Regions from separate parts of the Homo sapiens genome. Here region 2 is linked to region 1. The links are chromatin loops, found by intact Hi-C in ENCODE. Cell type or tissue: heart left ventricle. All regions are shown on one strand.

Region 1 (8,000 bases):
AGCAAAAACACACTGTGGGAAAGAGATATTAATCAGTCACAAAAATGAGTTTATAATTAAAAACTATAATTAGCGCCATTACCGAGTGAATTACAGAGGGTCAAGAAAGACTTTCTGGATAAATGATGTTTAATTAACAGCTAAAGAAGATATAGGAATAATTGGTTGAAGAGGTACAGTTTGAGGATAGAGGTATGTGAGCAGAAGAAAGAAATTATGTGAGCAAAGGCCTTATAGTAGGAAGGGAGTATACAGCATTTAAAAATGTGGAGAAGTCTACTGTGCTCTCCAGGACTAGGAGAGGATGACAAAGATGGAGACTCATGGGGCAGGCTCAAGATATCTGGGAGACAGAATATACAGGTTTGGTGAGGGACATCATATGGTAGGAAGGTAGGTGAGGCAGATCATTCCCAGCTTTCTCACTTGCATAACTAGATGGCTGTGATATTTAATGGGCTACAGAACCCTGAAAGAGGACTAATTTTGGAGGGAGTATGAATTTGTTCTGGGATAAGTTAAACTTGAGATGTTCATGAGGCATCCAAGAGAAGATGCCATGTAGGTAATGGCCTGTATGGTTTAGAACCGAAAGACAAGATATGGGCTATAGATATGTATTTTGATATGACTGGCACATGACTAGTAATTAATGGTTTAGAACCCAAAGACAAGATACGGACTATAGATACATATTTTGATATGACTGGCACATGACTAGTAATTAAAGTAGAGGACATGAATAAGTTTCTTAGGAAGAATATAGAGAATTAAAAGAAAAGAGGGCTAAGGTTCAATCTTGAAGAACTCAAATATTAATGGTCAGCAGAGTGAAATATTCAAGAAAAGGCTTTAGACAAAGAAACTGAATAGCTAGAAGGAATATAAGAAGGGTGTGCTATCACAAGGACCAAAGAATAAGAGAGCTTCAAGAAAAAGGAGTATGGACGACAGTGGAAGGATTGCCAATAGATGAAATACAAAGGGCATTGAAAAAATATCCATTGTACTTGGTGACCTGGAGGCCATTATCAGAACTGCTCTCTAAGCCAAAGGGGTCAGAAACCAGCCTGGGACAGGTGGAGGAAAGGGACAGGAAGTAGGGAAACAGAAACCTCAGGTAGAGAAAACCTTGTCAACTTGTAAACCCTTGTGGGGATTCCTAGGAATAATTAAGGAAGGAGACTCTGTAAAAGTGTCAAAAGCTAGTGAAAACTTAGACTGGTGAGAACTAGGTGTGAATGATGATATTAATTGTATCTGTACTGACTTCTTGTTGAAGCTCGATTAGTATTCCACAAAAGCCAATAAGCCTTAAACGAGGGGCCCCTAACCCCTGGGCCAAGGATGGGTATTAGTCTGTGGCCTGTTAGGAACGAGGCCGCACACCAGGAGGTGAGCAGCAGGCAAGCAAGCCTTACTGGCTGAGCTCCACCTCCTATCCGATCAGCGGTGGCATTAGATTCTCATAGGAACATGAACCCTATTGTGAACTGCACATGCAAGGGACCTAGGTTGAATGCTCCTTATGAGAACCTAATGCCTGATGATCTGAGGTGGAACAATTTTATCCTGAAGCCACCCCCCACCCCCACTTCCAGGGAAAAATTATCTTCCACAAAACCAGTCCCTGGTCCCCAAAAGGCTGGGGACTGCTGCCTTAAACAATTAACCAAAATATGATCAGATCACATTTTGTCATCTTAAAAACAAAATTAAGTCATAGAGCACAGCAAACTAATTGATTACTTGGCACTTGGCCTATAAATAATTGATCCAGGCAAACATATAGTTTTGGCTCTGAGTTGCCTCCCTCATAAGCACAGATATCCATCCACACATGGAGGCATTTAATCCTGGCTAACATATAAGAAGGTAAAAAAAAAAAAGAGGTGTCTTTGTGAGAAGGGTGCCCACAGTGGCTGGCAAGTAAAACAAATGATTAAAAAGCAAGCAACTGTGGAAAATTAGAGGTAGTGTGGCCCCTCCAGTTGGGGCAGCTGCTACTCTGTTTGAGCTGATTATATTCATGGGAGATGCCAGATATCCAGAGTTCTATGTGAAATCTGCTAATAGACATAATATCATGTCAACATTTGAAAGGTATTTCTAGCCTATGGCCTGCCAATTTGTGACTTCTGTTGTAGAACTACAAACTTAAATTTAGTGGATGTTTTACAAGCACTTGCTAACTGCAAATGCCTATACAGGCTCATGGAGAAGTAGAGATGTCATGGCCCAGATCTCCGGAGGTCATTACCAAGCAGAGAGGCATCTCTACTTCTCCATGAGCCTGTATAGCCATTTGCAGATAGCAAGTGCTTGTAAAACCTTTAAAATGGAATGAGCAGTTAATTTTGGCTGGAGAGAGGGCCATCACAAGACTTTATGAAGGTGACACTTGTACTGGGCTTTGAAGAATTTCAGTGGAGAGGAAGGGAATCAGAGGAATAAATAATTTCTCAGCAGTACACCAAATCTTCTGTTACAGTATGTAGTGTAACCTTCAGAATCAAAACAAATGCCAGCACAAGGCACAACTTTTCTAGGTTCAAAAAGCTTTGTTTTGACATGCTAACAGCCCCAGTGCAGATAGAATCACTCTATTAAAGAGGTGATTACTTAGCAAATGACACCATCTGGTAATTTGCTTGTTGCTCTTAATGGTAAGAGTAGCAACCAACACATGCATTGCTTTATAGTTTACCTACAGCTTTTACCCCATCTCATTCAAGGGTGCAATTTAGCCAAGACGCTCCCAAGCCTGGATGGCGATCTGGTGTCATTTTCAATGCCATGCAGGGACTCCTTGTAAACAGTCCCAGGGCTAGTCTAGTTCTGTTGTCTTTGGACACTGTCTAGATCCTTTCCATGGAAGAGGCCAGGCATTTTTGCACTCATTGAAGATATTCTTTCCATATTCAAGTAAAATATAGTGTGTTGTGGGGGAGGGGAGGAACCCACCCTAGTTCAGGTTCACAGGAACAACATATTCTCATTGGCCCTGAATCTCGGAGCCTCCATCTCACTCCTGTGACAGAATGTTAGCCTGTGAATTCCCTGAGTCATGCAGAGGGCAGTGTTAAGTGGGACAACTCAGGGATAACATAGTTCTTGTCCTGCTATCCTGCCTTCTTCACCTCTGTGGTAGCTTCTGTCCCACAGGGTCAATTCCTGACAGGCATAGCTATGTGCAGGCCCTTCTCAGGGTTTTTTGAAGAATATTGCAAGAAGGCTTTTCCAGAGGAAAAATGCTTATTTCTTCATTCTAGTGGCTACAAGAACCTACCAGGAAGGAAACAGCAGGAGCACCTTGGGTTCAAAGTACCTGCTTCTTGTGTTTCATCATGATGGCAGAAACAGTTTGGTTTAAAAAAACAAAATTGGGACCAGTACCAGTGGCTCATGACTATAATCACAGCAGTTTGGGAGGTCAAGGCAGGAGACCTGCTTGAGGTCAAAAGTCTGATACCAGCCTAGGCAACATAGCAAGACCTTATCCCTACAAAAATACAAAAATTAGCTGTGCACAGTGGTGCACATCTGTAGTCTCAGCTACTGAGGAGACTAAGTGGGGAGGATCAATTGAGCCTAGGAGTTCAAGGCTGCAATGAACTATGATCCTGATACTGGACTCCAGCCTGGGTGAAGAAGTAAAACCCTCTTTCTAAAAACAAACAATAAAAATATAGACATTGAAAGGTGGTCTTTTCACACAGAATGGAAGCAGAATGGTGATTCTTAGCAGCAACTTTAATAACATCTGAAATCAAGCCTCCTTGCCCTCAGTCCCCACCCCTTACCTCAATGGTTCTCAAATATTCAAACATTTCTGTGCCCAAAACAGCCACCTAAGCATTGTAATAAATGCAAACTCCTGAGAACCAGTCCAAAGAGACTGCCTCACATGGTCTAACATGAGCCTCTAAAATCTGAATTTCTAATGGGAATTTCAGATCATTCTGAATCAGGTGACACTTGACTGTGAGAACCACTGGTGAGAACCACCTATTTTTCCAATCACTTCCCACTGCTAAGATTTATTCAGCACCATGAACTGGTAGAAATGAAGTAAACCTATCAGAAGAGTGACAGGTGTAGAGTCTCTTGTGCCCAGGGGCTCCCATTCAATGTGAATTGTATTTTATAATATACCAAGAGCCCCCAAACACAGAAGTGACCTGGACCTCTCTCAGCATCTGTAGAGGAAGCATTTTAGAAAAGCGGAAAATAAAAGGTAAACTTTCAAAACTGTTGCTTTGTAGAATTTTAAATATGCACCACTAAACTAGAGTCATTTATTTTGTCTTAGAGTCTCAGGCTTAGCATGGCTGAATTGCTTCCCGATTGTACCATAGTACAATAGGAATTTATCTACCTTAAGATGAGGAAAATAACTTTTCACTCTCAAAAGCTGAGCCAGAAGAAAGGCCTTTCTCTAGTGATCACTAAGCTGAGCTGTCTCTGGACAGATTGTAATAAAACATTCATTCAGTTGGAAGCTCTAGAACATTTGCTTACGCTTGCTGCATGTTTACCATCTATTTATGCTCTCTCCCTCTCTCTTTTCTCTTGCCTTCTCTCTCTCTGTCTCTGTCTCTCTCTCTCTCACACACACACAGAAACACACACACACACAGAAACAACAACTAATCTTTCAATTGATATAGTTGGTGCATCAATGATATGAGCCATTTCCTGCTGCTGATCCCATGACTTCCAGAATTCTAGAGGGCAACTCATTCCACTATGTTTTCTTAGCAAATTCCACAGGGGGACACCCATGATGGGTATTTAGCAGAGCTGCATAGGTAATGGGATGCTGGGCAATTTTTGTCAAACTAGTTGTTTTTGGTTGACTTATCTGTAATACTGAGGGAGCTACACAATGTTATCTGTTTGTAAATAATTGGAAATACTTCCTGAGCTTGCAGGGGAAAATGCTTTATGGCTAAATGGTGTCGATTCCCCTGGTAGTTTAGGTATAAATCTCCTTGCTGACCTCAAACTGATATCTACCTTTTCTCATCCTTTTTTTTCTCCCTAGAGGGGGAAAAGCAAATAAACGAAACCACACTTGTTACAACACAATAGTTTGTTAAGAGTGAGCTAGAATAGCTGGTGATTAGTGTTGTTTTAATCAAATAGGATGCAAAGATGAAACCAATGGGAGGTTATTTACCTGCAAAGGAAATAAATTTAGAGGAAGAGATTAGTACAAAGGGGAGAGATTTTTGTATTGTGGTTCGGTAAGAGCTGTTTTTTAGGATTATACCCAATTTTGGAGACCAAGGGTATTTAGACAATTTTTAAAAATTTAATTCCTGGGGTCAATTAAAATAACAATCCTTTGCATTTGTGTTATGCTTTACAATTTACAGAATGTCTTAAGGTAGTTAAGTTTCAAGTTTTTCTTTCTCAGTATCCTACCTTCATGCATCAAAGTGGGTGGCCTTTATCCCATTAACGGCAATTACGTAAGACAGATGTCCCTAGATGAAATCTTACAGTTCTTTTAAATGAGTTTCTGTAGAAAACAGTATCTTAAAAATATTTGTTAATTTTAATTAAAATACTTTCTTTATATTGGTGTACATTTTCCATTGTGCAAATTTTAAAAATCTGCCACTCAAAAACTATATCTGGCTACATTTTGAGCCCAAACCAGTGAAGACAGAAATAAAGCCTAACTTTTCAGAAGCCCTCTGCTTCCTTGTAACTCTGAGGGACAGGTAGTGGAAATTATGAGCACACTGGTAATTTCCAATCTGGGGAAGGGAATTGGCATTGGAACATGCATCTATTAACCACGAAATGGACGTGACTCACAGTGTTAAGTAACAGCAAATTCCACAGAGGGACACCCATGGTAAGTTCTTAGCAGAGTTGCATAGTTAATGGGATGCTGGGCAATTGGATGTTAGAAAAAGGAGCCTCCTGTGACAGAGCCTCAACGCAAAGGGATGGATCCCTTTGTGTACATTCTGTGTGATGCAGTTGCTTTCCAGGACTGAGGGGGTCAGAGGATCCTGGTAGCCCAGAGTGGCACGGGGTGGGGAGTGGGGTGGAGAGGTGAAGAAAAGCAGCAGCCCACTGGTTTTTGGGACCCCAAATAGGAGTGTGTTTTCTGTGAAAAAAAATGAAAATTAATATTGTTATAGGTAGTTAGCCATGAGTGGGGCAGGAGAGAGCTCTCCCCTGACCCACTAGAAATGTTGGGTGATGGTTCGGCAATTATTGCATTGCCGCTCTAAAAGTGATAAATTGGAAGCCAATGCCAGGGAGAGGCCATTTCCTGAAGGTCTACACCTGTTAACATGTTAATTAAAGGCAGATCCCAGGGAGAAGCAACTTCCTGGGGGTGCACATTAAGAGATAAAAATGGTGAAGTATGATCTTCCGGGTACACTCCACCAGAAAAAGGAAGGAAGCCTCAGATGGGCATGCGTAAAATTCCCTAAACACACTGTGTGTGCTCAATTCCCAGGGGTAAAGAGGGCACCGCGCATGTGGAAAGCCCTAAGGAGAGAATCATGGGGGAAAAGGCGAGCCTATACAATCCCAGAATCAAGGCTAAAGCCACTTCTTTCCTCTCTTTGACCTTCAGGTGCCCACTAGGCTCTCTTCCAAGGGTTCTTTCCTTTCTTTCCTGTTATAAAGCCTTTTAATAAACTTCCACTCCTGCTCTGAAACTTGCCTCTGTCTCTTTTTCTGTCTTATGCCCATCAGTCGAATTCTTTCTTCTGAGGAGGCAAGGACTGAATTTGCTGCGGGTAACTCGGGGTAACTCGAATCTCTGCCACTGCTAAGTATATGAGGTTTCGTAAAAATTCAAAATAAGCGATAAGAAGTAAATAAGATAGAACTGGGATCACGAAAGGAGAAATCAGATCTAGACGTAAGTGTATTTTGCTGAGGTCACCCATGCTCTTCATTCAGAGAAAATTAGCTTTAAAATCACAATGTCAAGAGTTCATAGAAATCCATTTCCCAACACTCTCTGCCCATGTTTCTCTGTCTCGTTCTGGTACCACAGGTTGGCAGTCAACTCAAGGCAGGCAGTTATGGTGGCAGACACATTCCAGATGGAAAGATCATTTTGTTTCTAGACACTGTAACAAAGGCTTTGGCAGTTGGTGAGCAACCCTCCTGCTGGGAGCAGGTGTCTTCCCTTTGACAAGATTGCATTTTATACAGAAGAGCTTGAAATGGACTGTAACTGGTATCAGGTTGAACAAGTCAGGATTTTGAAAAGGCTTGGCTAACCAGCTTGAGATGAGGAACAATGACATGGGAAACGAATTACTTGTTTGCTAATGTCACAATAATTCAGCCATTCATCTTGAGTGGAGCATGCAGCATTAACTGTCCTCACTACCAGCCTCATGTTCTAGTCACTAAAGGCTCAATGGAAATTGTTGGCTGGGAGGACGCTGAGATAGACACATGCACGTGCACACACACACACACACACACACACACAGCCCCACACCAAAACATACAATACTGTCCTCAGGATCGGAAATTTTGGAAAATAATTCCATCATGTTAGCTAGTATTTTCCCTTGGTGGACTATACCAGATCTCTAAAATATGAGTTTATTCCCTTTGAGTTAATGTTTTCTGCAAACAATTTGACACTATAAAATATCTTTAGAATAACTACTCAAACACCCAATGTATTAGTCCATTTTCACACTGCTATAAAGATACTACCTGAGACTGGGTAATTTATAAAGGAAAGAAATGTAATTGACTCACAGTTCTGCATGGCTGCGGAGGCCTCAGGAAACTTAACAATCATGGCAGATGGCAAAGGAGAAGCAAGTACCTTCTCCACAAAGCAGCAGAAGAGAGAAAGAGAAGGGGGAAGTGCCAGACACTTATAAAAAAATCAGATCTCATGAGAACTCCCCCACTATCAGGAGAAAAGCATAGGGGAAACTACCCCCATGATCCAATCACCTCCCACCAGGTCCCTCCTTTGACATGTGGAGGTT
Region 2 (8,000 bases), 59 kb before region 1:
TGACAGACAGGGAGGACTGAACCATAAGGACTTCAAACAAGCACGTACTAGCTTCAAGTGCACTGAGCATCTGCCAAGAGACTGAATGACTCAGAACCAGATGATTTTATAACAACACATATGGAGAAACTGAGGTCGAATGTGGGAAAGAAATTTGGTTAGCATTTCACATAAGTGATATCAGTGTGGTGCAAACAATTCAGATGTAGAAAGTGGGGAGGGGGGTGGAAAGGCTAAGATAAATGCTTCCAAAATTAGAGTAGGTTAGCTTGATTCTGAAATCACTGCCGCAACTCCATTACAGAGGCTCAGAAATGGTCCACAACAGGACATTTGAACTGTGGCTAGCATCTGATTCATTCGAATCGTCAGAGGCTGTCTCAGCAGTTCAGCAAGTGGAAGGGCTTCTTTCACAAAGATAAGCTCAATGATTGAATCTCATTAATATCACCCATATCAATCACAGTGCTGGCCACGTAATACACATTCAATAAATGTTTATGCAAGAAAAGGTGGAATTGTTTTCAACATTTTGGATCATACCTTCTATATTAGCTATATACTTCCTGCTTTTCTTCTTCCATTTGAAGCTGAATGAAGACAGAGGGGGATCCACCTCTCCCTAAATGTTCTTCCTTGAAACAAATGAGCCTGCTGGAAACCCTCAGAGTCTCTAGCACCATTGTTATTACAGTTTCTCTGTCTTTCTCTCCTTTTGATTTCACCTTAATAAGCCCTAAGCCTATTAATTCTTCTACTTGGGGAAGCCACCAAGGTGAGAAGAAGGAACACCACTTGCATTTTGCCCTTCCTTTTCTCCAGGAGCCAAATCATGATATTTTTGTAAAAGCATCTCTCCTTTTTTTCCTAGTTATCTCTCAGAGATGATGGTGGATCACCTCCGTGTGGGGGCTGCTTATCTTGGTGGGGATCTGGTGGTGGGCTTTTAAAGTTGGCCCAAGCTGAGCTGGCTGGCTGCAATTCTTTGTGCTATTTATTTAAGAAAAAGAAAAAGGAAGAAGCTATTGCTGTCTCCTCTGGTGTGCTGGTGTAGAAAATGTGAGTGAACATTTTCATTTTCAGCTCCAGTTTCTTAATCTCTTGCAGTGGAAGAAAGACAGTATGCCAGTAAACTCAGAACTTCACAGACCCCACGCTCATGCTCAGCTTTATGGTAAATATTGTAATACTGCCCCAGGAAAGTAGGACACAGGCATGGGAGAATGTCTAAAGGCAGTCTGAGTGTGCTCCAATCAGTAGTATTTTCTTCTATGACAAATAGTTATCCTTTTGGTGAAACCTGTTTTAAAATGCTAATCCAGGTTTGTTTATAGTTGGCCTTAGCCAGCAAGCCTGCAGGCCTGCCAGGCCGGGCAGCCATGTGTGACCCTGTTCCTTGAAAACAGCTTCACCCAGGGCTCAGGCGTCTTGTGGAAGAAGGGTTTGCTACATTATAAAACCAAGGCAGTGGAGGCCAGAGCGAAGAGCAAGTGGCCTTGGAGTTTTCTTATTTGATATGAAAAAATTGGCAAAGCCTATTTTTGGGGGAGATCAGGGTTCAAAAAACAGTGGTCAGAAAACACTGGATAAGGCTAAACTTAGTGGTACAGAGAACTTTGATTCCTCCAGCAGCCTTCTCATGTGGGATCAGATAGGAGAGCTGGTGTAAAAGCAAGCAGCCAGCGGTAAAGTGTTGAACATGAATGTGCAGGCTCATCACGGGCTGGCTGCTGAGTGGGGTCATCTTTGTGGCCAGAACTGCTGTCTGTTAGCTCAGTTCCATTGCATGGGCCTTGCTGGCCTGGAGGAAGCAGTGACAGAGGCAGACCCATGCTTATCCAACCTCAGTGCCCATAATAGAGAAAAATTAAAGTAACACCTGAAAAATAAAAAAATAAAAATAAAAGTGGCTACACAGCCAGGCAAGAAGGAAATGAAGACAGGATGGCTCTGAGCTGTGTGCTCTCCTTTTTCTCTTATTGTAAGTTAAACTATGTTCTATAGAATGCTGAACTTCCACAAACATCTAACCTAACTATCCCCTGTATCAGGAAAACAAAGTCAAAGTTCATAAAAAATGAATTAAAAGGAAGCCAAAAATACTATTTTATGAAACTGAAGGCAGCTTTTTGAGTATAGTGAGTAGGGTGTCTAGGTGTGCAAAGATTAAGAGAGAGGGCAGGACACTTTTATTTAAAGGATTCCTGGTTAGAGAGGCAAGGGCATGGCCAGGAATGGGGTTCTTAAGACAAGAGAACCTAAATTACTGTGCACGGTAAGGCAATAATAATGACAAGAGCTTGCTGTCATGTGAAATGAGTTTTTCCTTTCCTCTGTTCCGGTCTCAGTAACAGGGTGGGGAAGAGAAGAGTGGAAAGGAGATTCAATAAGGAAAGCACAGGTGCCAGCAATAAGATGAGGAAGCCAGGGCCCAAGGAAGGAGCTCTCAGGACAGGATGATGGGGATCTGCCAATACTGAGAGCTCAGCAACTGTGACGTTGCACAGCTGCTGTGGTTTCAATGTGTGTTCCCCCAAACTCATGTGTTGACATCCCAACCCTGCTGGGATGGTATTGGGAGGTGGTACCTTTGGCGAGGTGATTAAATCATGGGGCAGAGCCCTGATGAATAGAGTTAGTGCCCTTATAAAACAGACCCCAGAAAGCTCCCTTACCCCTTCCACCATGTGAGGTCTCAGCAAAAAGATGGCCCTCTATGAACTAGGAAGTGGGTCTTCCCCAGACACCAAACCTGTCTTGATCTTGAATGTTCCAGCCTCCAGGATTGTGAAAGGTAAACATCTGTTGCTTATAAGCCCCTCAGTTTATGGTATTTTTGTTACAGCAGCCAGAACAGACTAAGACAACAAATGCTACAATCACTCTCCAGGTTTCCTCATGCCTTTAAAAGAGCTTGAAGAGCCATTAAGTTTAGGATCCACCTGGTGACAAGGCTGCTTTGGGTACACTGTGCTCACACTGCAGGTCACAGGGACCCAGAGGCCAGAGAGGACTGGGAAAGTGAGCCAGGCTGGGAGAATGCTGTCAGTTGACACCAGGACACATGGGGACCATCTAGGAATTCTCAGAAATGTCCCCAAAAACAGTTAAAGTGTGGTCATCAAAATGAGGAATGAGCTGAAGCTATCTTAATAGTTAAGCCAAAGCTATCCCAGAAGTCTGGGACTTGGGAAAACTGTGTCAAATGGCCACGGACACTGCTCATATTGATGAAAAACACAGAAACCATGTTGTTCTGTGAGTACAGTGGTGCCCATGTGCACATCAAGGTAGACAAACCACACCTAGTTTCAGAAATGCTGATTCGGCTGCCCTTACCATCTTCCATAATTCCTGGCACACTTCCTCATCTCCCTGCCTCCTCTCCTATAATCTTCTCTTCAAATCTGCCTGGCTGTGTAGCAATTAGCAAGCCTGGTGGTGCAGGTCCTACAGAGCCTGGCGGCTACACCGTCAGTCAGCAGCTTTATGCCAGCCAAGGAACGTGGGAGGCTGTGATGATTTATTGAATGTATTGTTTCTACTAATATGAGTAAACAGGCCAAACTACTTTTAAAAAGCCAGAAGTGAAACTACTTCTCCTGGGGAATCATTAATATAAAACAAAATGATTGGTGGAGAGCTTGAACATAATATCATGCTAAATGTATAATAGTAGAAGGTTAAATTGCTTTCTGCTATCTGTTCTTTTTGTCTTACAGTCTAACACTCTGTATGATATTATCATTAAACCACATAAGATGTTACTTCCTCATTGTCCTGAGACTTGATTAAATACTTCATTTTGGTTCTTTAAGTTGCTATTTTTTTGTGGGGGGTGGGGGGCGGCGCTTATTTCTATTTTTAAAATTTATTATTACTGAATTAAATTTACATATAGATAATGAGCTTAGAAAAATATATTCACCCGTGAAACCACTACCGTAATCAAGACACAGAATATCTCCATCATCCCAGAAAGTGGCCTTATGTTCCTTTCCAGTTACTCCTAACCAAATCCATCCCCTGCAAGGTCAACTCTGTTCTCATTTCAAAAATTAGTTCTGTCTGTTGCTGAACTTCATATAAACAGGAGCAGGCTGTATGTGGTCTTTGGTGTCTGATTCCTTTGCCTAACAGGTTTTTAATATTCATTCATGTTGGTGTATGCCTCAATGATTTATTCATTTTTATTGCTGAGTCCTATTCCATTATATACATGTAACACAATGTGTATATTCATCCTACTGTTGATGGACATTTGGGGAGTCTCCAGTTTGGAACTATTGTGATTAAAAGCTGCTATAAAGGTTCTTATGCAAGTCTTTTTGTAGGTATGTTTTCATTTGCCTTGGGTAGGAGTAGAATTGCAAGATCAAAGAGTAGACGTATGTTTAACGTTAAAAGGAACTGCCAAACAGTTTTCCAAAGTACTCACAACGTTTTTCATTTCTACCAGCACAATATGAGAGCTCTGGTTGTTCCACATCCTTGATGCCCTCTTTGTTAGCCATTCTAACAGATGTGAAGTGACATTTTGTTGTTGATGTAGTTTGTATGTTTGTCCCCTCCAAATTTCATGTTGAAATATGATCCCTGGTGTTGCGAGTGAGGCTTAGTGGAGGTGTCTTGGTCACAGGGGCAGATCCCTCATGAATGGCTTGGTGCCCTACTTGCAGTAAAGAATGAGTTCTAACTCTATTAGCTAACATGAGAGCTGGCTGGTTAAAAGAGTTTGGCATCTCCTCCTCCCTCTATCTCTTGCTCTCTCTCTCACCATGTGACACGCCTGCCCCACCTTCACCAACCACTATGATTGTAAGCTTCCTGAGACCTCACTAGAAGCAGAGGTCGGCACCATGCTTCTTGTACAGTCTGCAGAACTGTGAGCCAAAATAAACCCCTTTTCTTTATAAATTACCTGGCTAGCCTCAGATATTCTTTTACAGCAACACAAAATGGACTAACACAATTACAGGCTTAATTTTATTTCCCTTATGATGATGTTGATCCTATTTCCATGTGATTATTGGCCATTTGCATATTTTGTTTCGAGAACTCTCTATGCAAATATTTTTTCCATTTCATTATTGAGCTGTTATCTTTTTATGCTTTGGTTATTTATAGATATTTTTACACATTCTAGATAAAGTACTACTATGTTCTCCAGTCTGTAGCTTACCTATTTATTTTCTTAACAGTACTTTTTAATGAGAAGTTTTTAGTTTTGACAAAGGCTATTTTATCAACCTTTTTATTTTATATGTAGCATTTTTTCATTTCCTCTAGGCAATCTTCACTTACCTGTTTGAGTGGTTTTTCGGCTGAATCTTAAAAAAAAAAAAAATTTAAAGTGTTCTCAATAATAAACATTGCCAGATTACCTATGTTTTTAAAAATATCCCTTTATTTGTATTATTTTTATTTTAGTTACCCGAATGCAGTGGTGTGCTGGTAAACTGATTTCAGATTGGGCAGGGGAAGCCCTGATTTATAGTATTTGTCAATTTCCATGGTGTGCATACTCCCACCATGACTGATTTTAAACTGTGATTTAAAAACTGGGTCACAAAATTCCTGAATATTTGACAATGGGCTCTCATTAGCTATTATGAGCCCTTCCAGAACACCACTGCAAATGCTACATGAACACATGTGGCCAAAGATAAACCCTTAGGGAAAGGTTGTTCCCAGGAACACTAGAAAGATGCCATGTTTTGAGAGACACTTGGCCACCCAAATTGGAGCAACAGTGACCATGACTGACCTCAGAGCCATATCTGACTTCCAACTATGGTTCATATACACAGAAGTGCAGATCAGAGTGATGTGAAAGCCAAAAAATTCAATGCTGAAAATGATGAACGCACTGTCCTGGTAAATTAGTTTAAGAGTAGAGGGTCTGCTGATATTCCAATTATTGATAAGATGAAGAGGCAACTATCACCTGAAAATGCTAAAAGGAAACTGTATGGGAAACTGGAGGACCTCATAGGCTGGGACAAGAGGATAGACACTGACACTATAGACAAAGAGAGCGGAGTAGGGACCAAAAGAGAACGACACGGGAAGCCTTGGAACCCATGGATGTATCTTCTACTAGTAAGTTCCCCTGGAGTAGGAATTCAACATTAAACCAGAAACGCCAGTGAGAAGGTAAGTGGATATGTATCATCCACCCCTGCTGTGGCAAGGTACATGCTGATGTTAAGCCACAAGAAAGGACCATGGGCTCAAAACACCTTTGAGTAATAAGGAAGAGTCTCATACATTACTTTCTTTTCATCAAAAAGATAAGAAAATTTATAGGAATCTTCTACCATGGTAGTAAAGAAAAAGAGGCATTTCATAGCAATCATTCTGCAACAAATTTTCATGTTAGAGTGGGGAAAGCCTGGAGATTTACAGCTGCATATGGTTCTCTGTAGCAGCAATAACAGAAATAGGGAGCAGGGAACACATTTTGAAAAACGTGTATTCTTTCAAAACTAAGCTTTGACCAATTATAGACAGATTTAGAAGCATTTCCAGTTTAAATATATTAAAGTTATTTCATGAAATATACTATATGTGCGTATATATACATATATTTATATTTAACTTAGTTTAAATCATCATAATAAAATGAATCCACTTATACTCACTAACGAGCTTACATAGTTGTCCCTCTGTATTCATGGTTTCAGCATCTGCCTGCAGATTCTGCAATCCACAGATTACAAATATTTTAAAAAACAATTAAAAATAACGATACAAAATTTAAAATAATGCAAACTTAAAAATAGTACAAGAACTATTTTCATAGCATTTACATTGTTTTAGGTATTATAGGTAATCTAGAGATGATTTAAAGTATATGGGAGGATGTGCATAGGTTATGCAAATACTGTGCCATTTTATATAAGAGACTTGAGTATGGGGCATTTTGGTATCCACAAGGAATGAATCCTTCATGGAATACCAAGGAACAACTGTATAATAAAACTTCCCCAGTGCCAATACTTGATATTCATTCCTTGATCCCGTTTCCCCACTTCCCTCCGTTCATAGAGGAAACTTTTCTTCATTTCAGGCCCCAGTGGTTTTCCTAACTCTGCTATCTGCTCAGCCATGAACTAAAAGGATGTTGTTGTTGTTTTATAATTTATCCCACAGTTTTATGTGTCCTATATTAAGACATTTCTTTCACACTAGTGTGTCAAATTTTTAGAAACAGGGAGTCCATATATTTTTAGGATCCCTAAATAATAGGCTTGTAGGGGACCTGCTCATCAAGGTGCCCTCACCCATGTGCTCTTTCTCAGAGAAGCTGTCCCACCCTCTCCAGCTCAGCCAGCTGCAGAGTCTGGACCTCATCCACACCCCACTCCTGTTTACAGCTGATTACATGAAGCTTAGACACCTGAAACAAGCAGAGCTTGATAACAGGAAAATGGAGATCTAGGTAGCTCATCTTGGCCACTGGGTTTGGGAAGTTATGTAGGACTGGGGCTGAGGGTACTGCTTTCTGTCGTATTTACTCTCTTCTGCAGAAAGAAAAGATGAAGGGGAGGAACTTTCTAGTCTAACTCTCTCATGATTCCTAGTCGTACTTCTTGCCTATTGGTAATACATGCTGCTCTTTTATCTTTTTAATGACTGTATCTTTTTTACATTTTTGTTTCAAAAGTTTTAATGGGGTTCTGTTTCATGAACTAAGTTTCTCTGATAAATGCAAGCTCATGTTGACTTGAGGAGAAAGAAAATGCTGATAGAAGCTGCAGTGGCCCAATGTGAGAATAAATGAAAGTCTAGCCAGGAAAACATCAACTTCTTCAAGCATTTCCAACAGACAGAATTTAATGCAGGGAGGTGGTAACCCAAGTGATAAAGGAGCTGAGCACCAATCAGAAGATGATGAGAAACCCAGAGATTAGCAACAGCAGGAAGCCACTATCATGCCTAAGCTAGAGGGACAAAAAGAGCAGGGGGTGTTACTGGAACCAAAGGTTTGGGTTTTA

The links. Hi-C counts contacts between places; a loop is a spot of excess contacts. Peaks named below come from ENCODE experiments on the same cell type or tissue, not always from the same donor. Only the 100,000 strongest peaks of a DNase experiment are listed, where the experiment ranks them.
Region 2: it touches region 1 in a loop (2.9-fold over the local background); 2 of 110 quality-filtered maps call a loop at or near these places.

Annotation. Positions count from the first base shown.
Region 1 is chr15:47,880,268-47,888,267 of GRCh38, forward strand. It overlaps LOC124900354 (a long non-coding RNA gene), which reads left to right and starts at 4,096. Exons shown (of 3, transcript XR_001751516.3): 1 at 4,096-4,237. In heart left ventricle, no CTCF peak of the experiment used is centred here; no DNase peak of the experiment used is centred here.
Region 2 is chr15:47,820,915-47,828,914 of GRCh38, forward strand. LINC01491 (long intergenic non-protein coding RNA 1491) reads right to left here. Exons shown (of 5, transcript NR_120336.1): 3 at 6,657-6,702. Among named protein-coding and RNA genes, the nearest start is that of LINC01491, 21 kb to the right of the region's middle. In heart left ventricle, no CTCF peak of the experiment used is centred here; no DNase peak of the experiment used is centred here.